Linked DNA regions of Homo sapiens: region 1 is linked to region 2. The links are chromatin loops, found by intact Hi-C in ENCODE. Cell type or tissue: mammary epithelial cell. All regions are shown on one strand. Each heading gives the region's core, and the rest is flanking DNA. Links, peaks and the distances in the headings are about the cores only. Region 1 overlaps HNRNPD-DT (HNRNPD divergent transcript). Region 2 holds the start of THAP9 (THAP domain containing 9).

Region 1 (5,377 bases), core at 129-5,128, 520 kb before region 2:
CAGTGAGTAGAGACTGCACCACTGTACTCAAGCTGGGTGACAGAGTGAAACTATGTCTCAAAAAAAAAAAAAATTAGCTGGGTGTGGTGGCGTGAGCCTGTGGTTCCAGCTACTCAGGAGGCTGAGGTGGGAAGATTGCTTGAATCAAAAATTCAAGGCTGCAGTGAGCAGTGATGCCACTTCATTCCAGTCTGGACGACAGAGCAAGAGCCTGTTTCAAAAACAACAACAACAACGAAACGCTTCTTCAAATGACCTGGTGATGGATGTATGAAATTTCTTGAGAATGAAATGAAACTTTTTGTTACACATTCATAGGTAACAATTAATTGTTTAAGTGGCTGGAGATGCTGTATTGGACTTGCCCCAAACAGTAGAAGGAAGGAATATCCCCTGTCAATGTACAGACATGAACTATTCCATTGCTTTAGGAGATTCCCAGTGTGTTTCAGATAACACACTAAAATGCTAGATCATCATTGAATTTAGCCTTTGTAAAGCAATTATTCTCTGCAGCAAAAACTAAAGTACTTGTAAAAGGCCAAAAATGAAGTCTGTTTGAGAATTAAACTGGAATCACTTTTACCTAGAACAAGATGCATACACCTAAGCCAAGGAAGTCAGTTTTCATCTGCTAGGTGCAGTCTGCAAATGCAGCAGGAGGTTCCCTTATGTTCAAATTTTTAAAGTATTAATAGGGTATGTATGCCAGTTGGCAACCTGGAATAAACAGTGTGGAAGAAACAGCCAAAGAACCCATTTTTTTATACAAGGTACACATACTTGAGCTGCTTCTACAACCATGTTAAACAGCCTATAACCTATCTGGACCTATTTGCAGAACACCATCAGTGGGATTTAAGCATTTTGTTGGAGAGTTAGTTTGTGATTTTACGTGAAGTGACCAATTGCCCATGCAGTGAACATTCTCTGTCATATTCCTTGGTTATCAGGAAGCTTCACTTTATTCAGAAAATAAAAGCCCTATCAACTTCTGAAAAGTCGGGTTTTACTTCAGCCATAAAGTCTAATACTGTAGAGTCAGTTCTGCTTACTCATGAGGATGTCAATAGTTTCTTTTAGATACAGTTTTTTAAAACGTAGCTCAAAAAAGAATTCAGACAAAGCTGATCACACGCCTGTAGTCCCAGCTACTCAGAAGGCTGAAAGAGGAGATTCCCTTGAACCCAGTAATTCAAGCCCAGCCTGGGCAATACAGTGAGACCCCCATCTCTTTAAAAAAGAAATAATAAGGAAATACACTCCTCTCACTCCAGACCTACATATCAAACTGCCTATTTGACATCCCTACTTGAATGTTCACAGGAATCTCAAGCTTTAGATGTCCAAAACTGAACTCTACTTTCCCTACAAACCTGCTTCTTTGGTCTTCCTCTTCTCAGTAAATGACATCTCCACCCACCCATATATTCCTGCCAAAATCCAGGGAATCATCTTTGATATCCCCCCTCCCTCACCCCCCACATCCAATCAATCACCAACTCCTCCCACCTCCAAGATATATCTTGATTCATCTAAATGCTTCTTAGAACATAAATACTGGGGTAATTTCTAGGTAGTTATTCACTTTCAACCATGCAACACATTAATGGCACATGTACATTTCTAGGACTGGGAAATATAACAGTGATCAAAATAGGCAAGGTCTCTGGTCTCATGGAGCTGACATTCTAGTGGCAGAGACAAACGACAGACAAATAGATATGTAATATAATTTTAGGAAGTGATAGGAAGAAAAAGATAAAATGCTACACATAGGATATGTGCTATAGGACAGTCAGAGAAAACTCTTCAAGGAAATAACTTTTTGAGTAGTGCCCTGAAGAAAGTAAGAGAGAAAACCATATACTTAGCTTAGGGAAGACTTTACAAGGCAAAGGGTACACCTGAGGCAGGAGCGTGATTTGTGCTTACAATGAAAAATGGAGTCCAGTGTGGCTAAAGTGAAGGAAAGCAAGTATAATAGATCATACCTGAGAGGTAGCCAGTAATGAGCTTACTCAGGGTCTTGTAAACTGTGGTTGGCACTCTACTTTTATTATCAAAGTCATGAGAAACCATGGAAGGGTTTTGAGCAGAGGAAGAACATGACCTGACTTTAAGTGGAAGATAATGGATGCTGTGTGGACGGTGGACTGTGGGAGGACATCAGGGAGATGAGTTAAAAGGGCACTGTCAAGAAAAGACTTTTTTTTTTTTTTTGAGACAGGATCTCGCTCTGTTGCCCAGGCTAGAGTACGGTGGCACAATCACAACTAACTGCAGCCTTAACCTCCTGGGCTCAAGTGATCCTCCCACCCTCAGCCTCCCAAGTAGTTGGGACCACAGGTGTGCACCACCACACCTGGCTGATTTTTGTATTTTTTGTACAGGTGGGGTTTCACCATGTTGCCCAACCTGGTCTTGAACTCCTCAGCTCAAGTAATCTGCCTGCCTCGGCCTCCCAAAGTGCTGGGATTACAAGCGTGAGCCACCGCGACAGGCCATGAATTGACTATTTTTTTAGCCTTTCTTGGTTAATTTATTCTGAGAAGATAAATCTACAAAGAGGGTGTTATTTACATGTGGTCATGTGACTTTGCTTATTTTTCCTAGAAGGATATTTTTCTGCAAAGAAAAATCGTGCTCTAATGACAATAAGGGATCATTCAAAATTAAACAAGAAAGACTTGAATTAATATTATTGATAATATTTCCAGTAAAGACTCAGACTAGCGTTTTCATCCAATGCAATATTTTTTCCTTTATTTTCCACCCCTTTCTGAAGTTCTGGAATGAGATTTTGATTAGCTACTGCAGGTGGCGTTTGTCCATAACGTCACAGGATCCTTTGGGTGTCTCTTTGCCAGCCGGAAAGCTCTGCGGTTGGTAGCACCTCTGCTACCATGCCCTCTGGGCTTGTTCCGCCCACGTGGCCCAGCAGGCTGCACTCCACTTGCACTACCAGCCCAGATCTCATGCCTGCCAAGGGTGAGCCATGCACAGAGCAGTGAGGGGTGTGTGAGTGAGTGAGCATGGAGTCTGGCCACTGTGTACAGCCAAGCACGCTGGCTGCTGCAGCAGGGTGAGCAGCTCCAGGCACCAGCACAAGCACTGGCTCCATGCGAGGCTGCGGCTGGACAAGATGTACTGCAGGTGGCTTCCACTGCAGGCACCAGCGTCTGGATGAGGGGAACATAGTGGCGCCTGAAAGTTCAGAGACACCAGGAACCGCAGAACCCCAAAGAGGGTGTTACAGCATGTCACAGCCCCAGCTCGAAACCCTGAGGTCTGGGCTCCCAGAAGGGCCACAGCTCTTTTCTCCTTCTTGTCACCCACAGCTTGGGGAGTTGAGGGGCATGTTTCAGCCCATTTGTGTTAACAGCTCTTTCAGTGCTGCCACTCTGCTCCAGCCTGCGGCTCCTGGACTGGCCCAGCCCCACCACTGCTTCCCATTGTGTGGGGCAGCTGCCCAGTGCCGGCAGAAGACAGGAAGGCTATAGGGTTACAGCTCTGGCTTGGGAAATCCTGAGGTCTGGAACCCCAGAAGGGTTGTCACTCTTCACTCCCACAGTCTGGGAGAGTGTCACTTGCCTGCAGCTCGGTGAGCCAACCAGAAAAGTGTTACAGCCCCTTTAGCTCCCACCCACAGCCACAGCTCCTTTCACTCCCACCATTTGGCAGGTCCCAAGTTCTTGTCCCACTTGCAGGAAGAACGAGGTTATGCGGGCAACTGGAGGGTGAGCAAGGTGGAGAAGAGCTTTATTGGGAGATCAAACAGCTCTCAGTGGAGAGGAGACCTGAAGTGGGTATCTCCTATCCTCAGGGAGGCAGTCCTGACCAGAGTCTGAGTATAGCTGAGTCCAGGGTTTTTATGGGCTCAGCATGGAGTAAGTGCATGCTGACTGGTCCATGGGCAGGAGGAAGTGCATGCTGACTGGTCCATGGGCAGGCCTGGAAAAAGGCGCCTGGCCTATCCAGCCACTTTTAAGGTTCTTTTAGCTGCTAAGTTTATAATTGTCCCACTTAGTTTGCAGGAGTTGCAGTTCAAGAGAATAATTATTGAAAGAATACAGAAGAGTCAGGGTTTTCAGATTAAGGTTCAATTTAGAAATATTGAAAACCTAAGAAAACGTTTAGGAAAGTGTCTCTGTCCTGTGGCTCTTTGGGGCCTTTTCATTTGTTGCAGTGGCTCTCAGTTATTTGATATTTCCTTACTCCATAAGAGCTGCCTCAGAATAATCACTTTCTCATGCCAGGGCTGAGAGTTCTCAGGCTCTCAGACTCAGTACAATTGCTTAAAAGTCACACTTCAAAAATAGTAACACATAATTAGATAGTACCTCTGTAGGAGGGGTTTTTCTGTTTAACTAATTTATATCCTTGATGTTTTGGCTACTGTAGTAGACATTTGCTACTTGGGGCTCCCCAGCATCAGTTTTTCCTTCTCTTAGTAATAAATAGCATAGGAGAAACAAGTGGAGCCAGAGGAGGTAATACAGAACAGCAAGCCAGCTCATCAGAATGAACTCATCACCACTGGTAACATTGTGGCCAGGCACAGCCCCTAAGTCAGCTAGTCACATTTGAAGAACTTCCCTTTGAATTTTTTTTTTTTTTTTTTTTTTTTTTTGGAGAAAGAGTCTTGCTTTCTCACCCAGGATGGAGTGCAGTGGTGCAATTTCAGCTCACTGCAACCTCCGCCTCCTGGGTTCAAGCAATTCTCATGCCTCAGCCTCCTGAGTAGCTGGAATTACAGATGTGGACCACCACACCTGGCTAATTTTTGTATTTTTAGTAGAGGCAGGGTTTTGCCATGTTGGTCAGGCTGGTCTCTAATGCCTGGCCTCAAGTGATCCACCCACCTTGGCCTCCCAAAGTGCTGGGGTTACAGATGTGAACCACTGTGCCCAGCCCCCTTTTATTTTTTCTATTTTATTTTTATTTTCATTTTTATTTTGAGATGGAGTCTCGCTGTGTCACCTAGGCTGGAGTGCTGTGGCCCAATCTCAGATCACTGCAACCTCCGCCTCCCAGGTTCAAGTGATTCTCCTGCCTCAGCCTCCTGAGTAGTTGGGATTACAGGTGACCACCACCACGCCTGGCTAATTTTTGTATTTTTAATAGAGACAGGGTTCCATCATGTTGGCCAGGCTGGTCTCGAACTCCTGACCTAGTGATCTGCTGGTCTTGGCCTCCCAAAGTGCTGGGATTACAGACATGAGCCACCACTCCCAGCCTCCTTTTGATATTTGAGTGAAGAAATACTCTCCTATTGGTCATAAACAGAGCATGTAGCTAAGGGAACCAACTACTGGCAGCCGTTTCACAGCAGAAAGATCCCTATGAAGACAGGAATCAAACAGCAAGGAAGAGT
Region 2 (5,377 bases), core at 132-5,131:
TAATCACAACAAATCATGATGTGAACAGCAGTGGAAAAAATTTAATCATTGGACATTTATTTCTTGAACTTCAGCTCTAGTTGTAAGATTCTCATTGCTTAGCTCTTTAAAACAAATGCATATATTTATCTAATGTAGAACAGTTAAGACCTCCAATTTTACTATAATTGGGAAAAAAACTCAGAACAAAGATTATGTCAAGTGTATCACTGTATTGACTTTGTTAACCTGCTATACATCTGACACAAGGGTAGGTGTTCAACAAGTGAAATACCAATCCTAAAAAGCCAGAAGTCTGTATCTGCTTTCATAGGGTTATTATGAGAAATAAATATTGTTTAACAGAACCAACTCTTTCTTTTTTGAGACAGAGTCTTGCTCTGTCACCCAGGCTGGAGTGCAGTGGCCAATCTTGGCCCACTGCAACCTCCACCTCCTGGGTTCAAGTGGTTCTCCTGCCTTGGCCTCCCAAGTAGCTGGGGTTACAGGTGCGTGCCACCATGCCCGGCTAATTTTTGTATTTTTAGTAGAGACGGAGTTTCGCCATGTTGGCCAGGCTGGTCTTGAACTCCTGAGCTCAGGTGATTCACCTGCCTTAGCCTTTCAAAGTGCTGGGATTACAGGTGCGAGCCACCATGCCTGGCCAAGAAAACCAACTCTTTCTATACACTATATATAAAAATCTTAGCAGCCTGGGCAACACGGCAAAACCCCTTCTCTACCAAAAATACAAAAAATTAGCCAGGTGTGGTGGCACACGCCTGCAGTTCCAGCTACTTAGAGAAGCTAATTGGAACTAGAGTATGGCTAGAAATTAGGTATTCCTACTCATATAATTTTCCTTGGGGTGATACTAACTTGGAAAGTTGAACTTTCTAAGAATTTTTCAAGGAATATTGTCCAATTTCTTCTGTGCAGTTATACAAATATTTGCTATAGGATGGAGTAAAGGTACAGATGTACAGCATCATTGAAGGAGTTTGACCTTTTTCCCCAAAGCTTGATTTTTATCCACTATGATGAATACATTTTACTAAATACTTGCTACTCTTTTCCTTCTGCTGCTTCCACCCCCACCTCCCACAGGCTTCTACTCCTCATCAGCAAAATATAGACCTTGTCAAGCAATCAGAATGTTCCTAATTGGCAGAACACTAATTCGTGCCTGAGATTTATAATCTTTTGAGTCTTCTTGTTTTCCTTTCATCACTGCTCAAAAGTTCTATTAGAAGAAAAAACACTCCCCCTTTTCCTTTAAGTCCTAGCACTGCTTCTGATATTTGGAAACCACTTGTCTAATAACAGAAGCATTACGTATAAAACAAAGCATAACTAGTTTTGGAGCGTATTAGGGTGTAGCTGCCCCTCCATATCAGGCTTGATGCTGAGAAGACACTTCCAAGTTAGCATGAGATTCTAGAAGTAGAAATAATTATGTAACAAATAATGATATAACAATAATTTCAAAACTCCATGGCTTTCTGAAACAAAAGACAGAACTCAAACAATGAAAAATTCGGCAACACAAAAGGGTAGGTCCTCAACAAGCAAGATACCAACCCTAGAAAGCAAGAAGTCTATACCTGCTTTCATAGAGTTATTATGAGAAATAAATATTGTTTAAGAAAACCAACTCTTTCTATATACTGTATATAAAAAGCTTAGCAGCCTGGGCAACATGGTAAAACCCTGTCTCTACCAAATATACAAAAAAAAATTAGCCAGGTGTAGTGGTACATGCATGTGGTCCCAGCTACTTAGGAAGCTGAGGTGGGAAGATTGCTTGGGCCTGGAAGACAGAGGTTGCAATAAGCTGAGATTGCGCCACTGCACTCCAGCCTGGGTGACAGAGTGAGACCCCATCTCAAAAAATAAAATAAAATGAAATGAAATTAAAAAAAGCTCAGCATAATTTGTGGCCCATAGTAACTGGCCAATAAATAAATATCTGTTATTATTCTTTCCAAGTGGACAATTAATGAGATTATATACCATAAAATAGGTAGATTTCATTAAAGCCTTAATAAATGTTTTTTACTTGGACAATCCTCCATTTCCAACTCACTGCTATAGTTCCAGGAATACTTAATACATTTAAAATAGAAAGATATACTACCTTCCCTGCATATTTTGAGTAATTATCTTCCAAGACCCATGTATCTTTTCTCAACATCTCTGAGAGTACAATTCCTGAAAAGAGATATTTTCTTTTAAAATTTTTTGTGCAATAGTCAATGCCTTTGCAAATAACACTATCTTTAATACAGCTTACATATCCTCATTTAAGTATTCAATAATCACAACGGTTCATTATGTGAACAGCAGTGAAAAGGTTTAATCACTGGATATGAAGTTACTAGAAGAAGCAATGATATAACCAAATGATCAGATTGAGAACTTCCATGTCAACAGTAAAATAATCACAACAACAAAAAAAGTATAGATAAGTTATAAACAAATGTAAAGATACAAAAATACAACTAAGAAAAAAAAATTCCATCTATAAAGGATTACTTATTTCCTATGCAGAAGTAAATATCTAGAGCAGTGACCCCTTGCGGCTATTGCCTTCATTTAAGTAAATCTGTTCTGATAAAAGCAGTTTTCAGAAATTCATCTGAAATTAACAATTAAAGGAATGTTGTCAGAATAATGTAGGAAGCACACTATTTCATCTTTAGGAAAGGCAAATAGTTGCAATCCAATTAAACAGGAAAGAAAACAGCCCTCATTTCAGATGATGAACTGGCAGCAGTACTTTCAACTCTACCTTAAGAAAATGGCAAGTGAATGCCTGTATCTGCAAACTTTTGAGTCCTTAAGAAAAGGCAAACACCACGATGAGACAGCCACTTCACATGCACAAAAATGTGGAGAAACTGGCAGCCTCATCCACTGCTGGTGGGAATGTAAAATGGTGCAGCCACTAGGGAAAATAATCTGGCACTTCCTCAAGAAGCTAAACACAGTTATCTTATGACTCACCAATTCCACTCTTAGGTGTGTAATCAGGAAAATGAAAACATTTGTCCACACAAAAACTTGTACACAAATGTTCATAATAGTAAAAAAAAAAATTGGAAAACCCAAATGTCCACCAACTGTTGAACGGATAAACAAAATCTGCTACATCCATAAAATGGAGTACGATTCAGCAATAAAAAATAAAGTACTGATACGTGCTATAAGATGGATGAACTCTGAAAACATTCCAAGTGAAAGAAGCCAGTCACAAAGACCATATATTAGTTCATAATTCCACTTACATGAAGTGTACAGAGCAGGCAGAGGCACACGGAAACTAAATTAGTGTTTGCTGAGCGGGGTGGGGGAATATTTGGAGGTGCTGCTAGTAAGAATGAGGTTTCTTTCTGGAGTGATGAAAATGTTCTAATATTGATTGTGACTGTTCCACAATTCTGTGCATATACTAAAACCCACTGAATTGTACACTTTAAACCAATTAGTTGTGTGGTATGAGAATTATATCTGAGTAAAACTGTTACAAAAATATAAGGCAACTAATTTTTTCCTTAAAGATAGCTAAAAACAATGTTATTTTTATTCAGCCTCACTCGGGTCTTAATTGGTTGAGCAGGAAAAGGCTCTAACAGCCCAACCAACTTACAGTATTTAAATCCAGTTCTTACTCTCTGCACACACCTTACAGCCAAAAAGTATTTGCCCTGCACATCCCCCAGGGACCAATTTTTCCAAAGTTCCTTGACCATCTATCCTTAGGCCATGTGACTTTTAAGGAACCATAACCAAAAGCTATTAATTCCATTCAGAGAAGATACAAGCATATTATAATGGAAAACTGGTGTGAATAAGTAATACCTTAATATGTATCTTCGGCTGTAATCTGGACAAAGTAAACACAAAGGGGAAAAAGAAGCAATCTTGTTAGGCCTGGATATTTGGAATTATTTTTGTGTGCTATACAAAGAAACGGAAAAGTTGCAAACCCTTCTCTGTTTTCTGTATGCTAAGGATCTCCTTCTCAGAGACAAAAACCCACTGGCCCGTTTCCTTCTCTAAGCAAATTGAAATCTCTTCCTCAAACATAAGAGCTTATAACTAAGACATTGTTCTAAGCTCTATCTCCTGAAAGCTATTCATAATGCCTCATTCCCAACCAAAACCACTTAATTGCCCCTTGTCCCCTGCCCCTATTACTACTGAGGAGCCCCAAGAACCTTACCTTATTTCCTTCATTGTGGCAAAGTGTTTCAGAAAAGGGTTCCTTGAATTAAAAGTCGGCGTATCCTATTTGACTCCTGCTCCTCCGGTATCACATACCTACAGCCAACCATGCCAAGAGCTTCCCCATTATCTCCGCATCGGAGAGCTACAAGATAAAGCGCAAGAACACGACACGCATCTCAGTAAATCATATATTTTTGGCCCGACTCTGTCTTCAACACACCTAAGGCACCGTGTTTTATCCCTCTTCCATACCCTTTCCTCCCGATATCCTCCAGTTTCAGAGACCGCACCCGGAGACCCATTGGCAGGTTCCTGGATTCGCCTCAATTTTGGTCCTGCCTCTCTGCTTCGCATTTTCAGGCTTGGCCTCACAAGAAGGACGATGGCGCCAGATTGTGCCAGAATGGGTGAAAACAGAAGGAAAATAAACCGGTTGCAGCAAAACCCACTATTCCGCCTCCAACGCGGAGGGAGGAGCGGTCAAATGCACGTCTTCAGGCTCAGGCCCTTCCGATTGGCTGCTGGGACACAACGTGGCCTGTCATTGGCTACGGCACCGGCGCAGGGCCTTCGGAGAGGAAGTGTGGAAGTCCCGCGCCTCTAAAGCCCGCCTTTCGTGACAAATAAAGGTCGTAGCCGCAGAGTCAACGGGCGGAGCTAAAGTGGTCGTGATTCATGCTGTCGCGGGAACCCCGAAGGTGGGGCCCCACGTAACAAGAAGATGACCCGAAGTTGCTCCGCAGTGGGCTGCAGCACCCGTGACACCGTGCTCAGCCGGGAGCGCGGCCTCTCCTTCCACCAGTGCGTATGGGAGCAGCCTCGAAGCCTTCGAACTCCCTGCGGGGCCCGGCGGGCCGTGGCGTGGCGTGGGGCGGGGCCGGGCCGCACTGTGGGTCGCGCCGCGTGTGTGACGCGACGTGACGTGCGCAGCGTCGGGGCGTGGGAGCGGAATTGGGGCACTGTGAGAATTGAGATTCTCTCTCTTCCCGCCCAGTGTTTACCTCTGAATAGCCGGTTCTCGCACCGCCTACCGCTTTAAGGAGAGTTACGCGAAAGGAGTCCTCCATTAATTGGATGGTCTTATTATTTGAAGTGAGGAGGCCGAAAGGGAAGGCAGTTTAGGACAACGGTTGAAGTGTGTGTGTGGCGTCTTCCTGAGCACGAGTAC

Evidence for each region. Peaks named below come from ENCODE experiments on the same cell type or tissue, not always from the same donor. Only the 100,000 strongest peaks of a DNase experiment are listed, where the experiment ranks them.
Region 1: it touches region 2 in a loop (4-fold over the local background); 32 of 110 quality-filtered maps call a loop at or near these places.

What each region holds. Positions count from the first base shown.
Region 1 is chr4:82,377,568-82,382,944 of GRCh38, forward strand. All of the region lies in intron 1 of HNRNPD-DT (HNRNPD divergent transcript), which reads left to right. Among named protein-coding and RNA genes, the nearest start is that of HNRNPD-DT, 5.7 kb to the left of the region's middle. RefSeq lists an enhancer at 2,679-3,252. In mammary epithelial cell, for the core only: a CTCF peak has its summit at 2,817; a DNase peak (open chromatin) is centred at 2,944.
Region 2 is chr4:82,895,873-82,901,249 of GRCh38, forward strand. It overlaps THAP9 (THAP domain containing 9), which reads left to right and starts at 4,863. Exons shown (of 5, transcript NM_024672.6): 1 at 4,863-5,010. The coding sequence starts at 4,931. It overlaps THAP9-AS1 (THAP9 antisense RNA 1), which reads right to left and starts at 5,044. Exons shown (of 4, transcript NR_034077.1): 1 at 4,462-5,044; 2 at 4,205-4,351. SNORD144 (small nucleolar RNA, C/D box 144) reads right to left here and starts at 2,353; the gene lies at 2,268-2,353. It overlaps SNORD143 (small nucleolar RNA, C/D box 143), which reads right to left and starts at 56; the gene lies at 1-56. It also overlaps a transcript of SEC31A not described here. RefSeq lists enhancers at 4,308-4,827, 4,443-4,562, 4,828-5,347 and a silencer at 4,873-5,222. In mammary epithelial cell, for the core only: CTCF peaks have their summits at 2,561 (motif pointing left) and 2,932; DNase peaks (open chromatin) are centred at 2,929 and 4,729; H3K4me3 peaks cover 3,109 bases; H3K27ac peaks cover 2,649 bases.